Regions from separate parts of the Homo sapiens genome. Here region 1 is linked to region 2. A link is a contact called in ENCODE Hi-C data. All regions are on one chromosome and are shown on one strand. The core of a region is the stretch at or near the end of the contact, and the rest is flanking DNA. Distances in the headings are between cores, read along the strand shown. Region 1 has its middle 140 kb from the start of NAMA. Region 2 has its middle 91 kb from the start of NAMA.

What was found. A loop is a pair of places that touch in the nucleus more often than their neighbours do. Pooled maps may share reads with other maps.
Region 1: a pooled map shows a loop between it and region 2 (2.2-fold over the local background). The contact joins two enhancer-like sites. A Hi-C loop is called at or near these places in 2 of 168 maps with a recorded cell type or tissue (endothelial cell of hepatic sinusoid and posterior vena cava), 1 of 37 single-sample maps with no recorded cell type and 5 of 50 pooled maps.

What each region holds. Positions count from the first base shown.
Region 1 is chr9:99,514,767-99,517,819 of GRCh38, reverse strand. No RefSeq gene overlaps it. Among named protein-coding and RNA genes, the nearest start is that of NAMA, 140 kb to the right of the region's middle. RefSeq lists an enhancer at 1,486-1,545. Within about 2 kb of position 1,504, at least 3 of the 41 ENCODE cell types and tissues checked have a DNase peak (open chromatin) inside an H3K27ac peak, as active enhancers do.
Region 2 is chr9:99,464,542-99,467,289 of GRCh38, reverse strand. No RefSeq gene overlaps it. Among named protein-coding and RNA genes, the nearest start is that of NAMA, 91 kb to the right of the region's middle. Within about 2 kb of position 1,429, at least 3 of the 41 ENCODE cell types and tissues checked have a DNase peak (open chromatin) inside an H3K27ac peak, as active enhancers do.

The DNA of each region.
Region 1 (3,053 bases), core at 255-2,754, 50 kb before region 2:
GGTTCTAGTCCCAGTTCTGTGGGATTTTAAGCAGGTCCTTTCCCCATCTGGCTCGCAGTTTCTGCATGCATGAAACAAGGCATCAGGCCATGAGAGCTCTAAGACCACAGGCCTGTGAAGGGGCTTGGAGAAGAGGGAGGGCTAAGGACTGCTTAAGAAAAGAGGGCTTAAGAAAAATTGCCTGCCTTTTATCCTGCTTATAAAAATTGTACATTCAGTTGGGATGATGGTGATGGTTACACAACAATGGGAATGTACTTAAGCCACGAAACTGTACAATCAAAAATGGTTACAGGCCGGGTGTGGTGGCTCACGCTTATAATCCCAACACTTTGGAGGCCGAGGTGGGAGGATCATGAGGTCAGGAGTTCGAGACCACCCTGGCCAACATGGTGAAACTCCATCTCTACTAAAAATACAAAAATTAGCCGGACATGGTGGCGCATGCCTGTAATTCTAGCTACTCAGGAGTCTGAGACAGGAGAATCGCTTGAACCCGGGAGGTGGAGATTGCAGTGAGCTGAGATCACACCACTACACTCCAGCCTGGGGGACAGAGCGAGACTCCGTCTCAGAAAAAAAAAAGAAAAAAGAAAAAAGAGGTTACAGTGGTATATTTTATGTTATGTATGTTTTACCACAATAAAAAACAACAATGAAAGTTGTCATTTGTGGTACAGGGTTTCACAGTTTATAAACTTCTTTCATCTTTCTATGTGATCTTCAGAATAGCTTCACGAGATAGGCATGATAAGTGTTTGTATTCCTATTTTACAGATGGGGAAACTGAGATTCAAAGCAGAATGCCCTGCTGCAGTTTCCTCATCACAAATGTGCTGTTTTTTTCCATCATGCCACCATGGCTGCCTCTGGGCTTAGCACTGGCTCACTCTAGAACTGAAGATGTGTTCCTGGGCTCTGTGTCACCCAATGCAATGCCACACACTGTGGGTGTTCTGTGAACAGCTCTTGGTGTTGATGACTCAGATGTTGGGGAGAGGAAGGAAAAACTAACAAACAGGGGGATTTGACCAACACATATGCCAGGCACTGACCTAGGCTCTGTGAGCTCAGCAGTGAACCAAACAGATACAGCCACTGTGTTCATGAAGCTCAGAATCTCATGGGAAGGCAGGCACTTAGTCAATAAGTACGAAGCCAAAGCATGCACAAGCATGTGATGTGTTGCAGAGGAAAGGCTGCAGTGCTTTGGATGGAAAGAGTGGAGAAGCTCACTGACACTGTGGTGGTAGTCAGGGAAGGCTTCCCAGAGGAGGTGAGGCAGTCACAGAGACCTGTCAGAGGAGTGGGGGTGGGGGCAGGGCTGGCACTGAGGTTGGACCCAAAGGTTACAGGAAAGCTGGAAAGAAGATCATGACAAAGGTTCTGTTTTACTTCCTTTGTTGTGAAGTGAACTTCCTCAAAAAGCACCTTGAAAAAAAGAAAATGGTTTCAGGAGCTGTTATTTTTTGCCTCCTTGGCCTCAAAACTGAGCTGAACGGAGGAAGTTTAATGTGAAACTTTTGATGCACTGTGCGTTAATTAATTAATTAACGCACAGTGCATCGAATGTCAAAGGAATTTAATGGAGAAGCAAAGGCGCCCTTGAATGGACACCAAGCCTTTTGTTCTGCTCATGAAGCATGCCCACTTGCAGAAGCCCTCAGGGATTTAGGAACCTGCCTTCTGTCCCATTAGATGCTATTAGGGTGAATCCGAAGGATGTGAGAGTGAGTGGGCTAAGTAGCTAAGCTATTTAGAGTGAGTGAGTTAAATAGCTAAGCAGTACTCCATTGCCATTCTCTTCCCTCTCTACTCACACCCCTGCCTGGGCTTCTCACAGCTCTGAGAAGCTCTGGAGTACTCCTTTTCCTCCTCACTTGAGACTATCTCAAGAAATCATGGTGTAGAGACACTAGCAGCGTAATCTGTGGACTCTTACATTGTCTTGGTGTTTTTTTCCTTATTAATTCCATGGCCACAGTTTTCTCACCTGTAGCATGGCGGATGATACTGCCTTCTTCATAAGATTAGTCCTTTGAATTTTTTAGAATTTGCATTTCATAGATGCAACAACAGGACCCAAAAATTTAAGTGATTTGTGCAAAGTTACACAGCTAGTAACAGCAATCAGAAATGGAGCTCAGGTCTTCTGTTTCTAAATCCAGTGTTCTTTCCACCAGCAAAGCTTCCCAGCCATGGCATATCGATGGGTCCTCAGTATCCAAAATGTCAGTGTCCTGGGATGACCAGGTAAGGCCTGGGGCTGCAAGGAAAAAGGTTGAGAGGCCCAGAATATAGGACCCTGTAGTTAAAAAAAAATTTGGATGTGCTAATGTTGCTATCACATCATTGAGCATAGGTTTAATTTTTTTATTATTATTTTTGTTTCAGGTTATTTGTTGGAAGCAGAATTATCTACTAGAATTGGCCTAGGAGTGTCACAGCTAGTAGTGTGTGTTAAATGGCACAGCTGTGGTATCATTAGAGCTCTACTTCCCTTCCTGCTGGGCAGCTCAGCGTCATGTGTTCCTGATCTCAGCCCTAGACTCCTGGGGTCACTGTCTAGTCATACTGTCTTTCTTAGTGTCAGAGTCAGCTTATGACACAGTCTCAAGGAGTCACTGCCACCTCTCTTATTTCCATGTCCCCAATTTCAAATTTATTTTATTTTATTTTATTTTTATTTATTTATTTTGAGATGGAGTCTCACTCTTGTTGCCCAGGAAGGAGTGCAATGGCATGACTTCGGCTCACTGCGACCTCTGCCTCCCGGATTCAAGCAATTCTCCTGCCTCGGCCTCCCGAGTAGTTGTAGTTGGGATTACAGGCATGCATCACCACACCTGGCTAATTTTGTATTTTCAGTAGAAACGAAGTTTCACCATGTTGGTGAGACAGATCTCGAACTCCAGACCTCAGGTGATCCACCCGCCTCGGCCTCCCAAAGTGCTGGGATTACAGGCGTGAGCCACCGCGCCCGGCCCCAATTTCAAATTTATCAGAAAGAGCTGCTTAGCTTTCAGTGTCCTAGCATGGACCCTGTTACATAT
Region 2 (2,748 bases), core at 180-2,679:
GTACTCCATCACCTGAATGGAGTCAGAGAAACTATTGCTTATATGCGAATTCATTCTGTTGAACCTCACGTCCATTGAGATGTTCATTCCCCTTAAATTAAGCTGCAGGCTTTGAATAAATTTTTAATTCCTGGCATATCTCCAGGATCCAACAAGTATAATTTGGGCCCCATAGTGTGCATGTTCTGGTGTAATCATATTTCTCTTTTATTTTTCATAGTGCTTTCACATTTGTTATCTCACCTAGTTCTCTCAACAAGTCTATGAGGCAATGCTATACACATTTTACACATGAGGAAACAAAGGTCAAGTTCATGTAGCCAGTGAATGAGTGGCATTCAAGACTCAACTTCAGACTTCAGACTCTTCTATAGCTACATTTGTACTAAAATTTCAAAAAGAGCAAATATTTGTAAAGTGGCTTTATGTTTGCAGGGCACTTCTATATACACCATCTTATTGAATCCTTAGAAGTACTCTATAGTATAGGCAGAGCAAGTATTTTAATCTTCAGTTTATAAGTTACAAAAACTGAAAACCTGAGCCTCAGGCCCTATAGCTAGGTCTCAGGTCAATGGCAGGGACTGGATTTAAAAATGGAACTTTGAAATGCATGTGTCAAACACTTTCAAGGACCCCAGAATCCCTCGTATCCCAGGGCTCTTAGAGATCTCACTATGGGCCCTCACTATGGGGAAAAACATCTCACTATTTTTTATTTTTCCACATTAAAAATATGTGGAAAATACAATCTAAGGTTAAAAAATCCAACCACTAGCTTGGGGTAACCACTGGGTGAAGTATGGCTGAGGTGTTTAAGGTAATAAAATCAGATGGTAGAGACCTTTGTTTTGTTACCTGAGGGCAACCAGCTTTTGGAGATGGGATACAGTGTATCCGAGATTAGAGTCAGTAAGTGAAGGAGATTTTACCCCTTATCTCTGTTCCCTATTCACTGTCTATCCTCATTGTCAGGAAGTTTTTTTTTTTATCTGTAAATGAATTCCCTCTTGCTGCAATTTGAGTCCTTCTCCTCTTGTTCTGCCCCAGGGGAGAGGAACCTGGTTTGCCATCAAACCTTTCCTTTCTGTGTATTTATTCTGCCCTGACTAGAATCTAGTTGCTAGTTGTCTGGGTTTTAGTTTCCTGTATTGCCTGTACACTTGTTCTGAATGATTTTGTAGAGAAAGCCCTTTCCTTTTTGAGAATCACAGTGGTTACTATGAAAGCCATCTTTTGGAAAAAAAAAAAAAAGATTAATTACCACCCAACTTTAGGTAGGATGAATTCCAGTTAGGGTCAGCATATAGGTCTGAGATGACGCGAAGACACAGAGCAGGGCTGGATGCCTTTTGTAACCCAAAGCTGGATGTGGGGAAGGTCTCAGACCAGGCCTTGTGGATATGTCTCTGGTGGTGTGGAGTGTGAGCCAGGACCTGGCTGACGGTGCCTGGGTCTCAGCCCGCAGGGGTTCGCCCTCTCTGTGAGGACTGTGTTCCTGAAGGGAAGTCACCCGGCAACTCCTGATTTGGAATTTTCTCTCCTCCCCACATGGAATAATTTATGGCAAGCCCTAAAATAAGCTCCTTAAAATATCCAAACAATGTTGTTGGTGGTTTTTTTTTTCCTTCCCCCTAAGCATTTTACATCCAGGCCTCCATCAAGCAAATTTCGGATAAAAGGTGATTAGTGTTTTGGCAGGATTTTCATGAGGCTTTCTCTTGTATTCCTGCCAAAAAGCTTGCCAGGCCCAGATTTGATTAAAATGGCAGTGGGCTCTGCTACTTGAATGTAATTAGAACCATTCATTAAAGCTTTTGCTGACAGTTTGGCAACCTGTGCATTTTTCAGAGTATGGCCAGCAGCCCATGGAAACAGCTCAGGGGAGGAGTACTGGCCCACCAGCCCAGGCCAGGCTGAGGAATGGGACATGCTCTATGGCCAGGAGATTTTTGCGTGGCCAGACTGGCATTCACAGCTAGGGAGAGCTCTTTTAATTGGATTAAGGGGGATGGGAGTGCTGCCTTCTCATCAAAACCAAAGCTTAAGCGGGAGGTTTTGTGGTGCCTTTCATAGCGAGTACCATGTGCTTAAGTTCCAGTGACAAGCACCCTTGAACAAACCCATCACATGCACAGAGCTGCGCAAGGTGGTCAGGCACGCCATAGCAATGCCAATGTCCTATTCTTTCTACCTCTGGTGCCTACTATAGGGCCTGATACTGAGTGGATACTCAGTAAATGTTAATGAATAAATAACAGCCAGATGAGAAGCAGAAAAAGAAAATCTTGTTTATTTTGAAATTTGTTTATTAGTTTTCAGAGGTGAGGTCTCCCTGCCCCCAGCCTTGCCCCCTCCAAGCCATTCGCCATGGTGATCTTTGTAAAAGGTGAGTCTGGCCATCTTTCTGCCTAAAACATTTCAGTGGCTCCTGTTATCTTCTGGATGAGGTCCACCGCCCTGAGCATGGTCTTGGCTGCCTCTTGAGCTTCAGCTCTCACCGCCTGCCCCCCTACTCCACCCCCACCTCTCCCCCATCCTTTGCTCTGGGCTCTCTGAATTCCAAGCAGTTCTTGGCATAGTCTAGGAAACTCTCACTTTTGGACAAGTTGCCTCCTCTACCAGAATACTCCCATGCCACTTTATCTTCATCCAGTTCACTTGTGCGTCTTTGGAATTATTGGGTTGGTGCAAAAGTAGTTGTAGTTTTTGCCACTGAAAGCCACTTCTTCCACGAAGTCTTCCGTG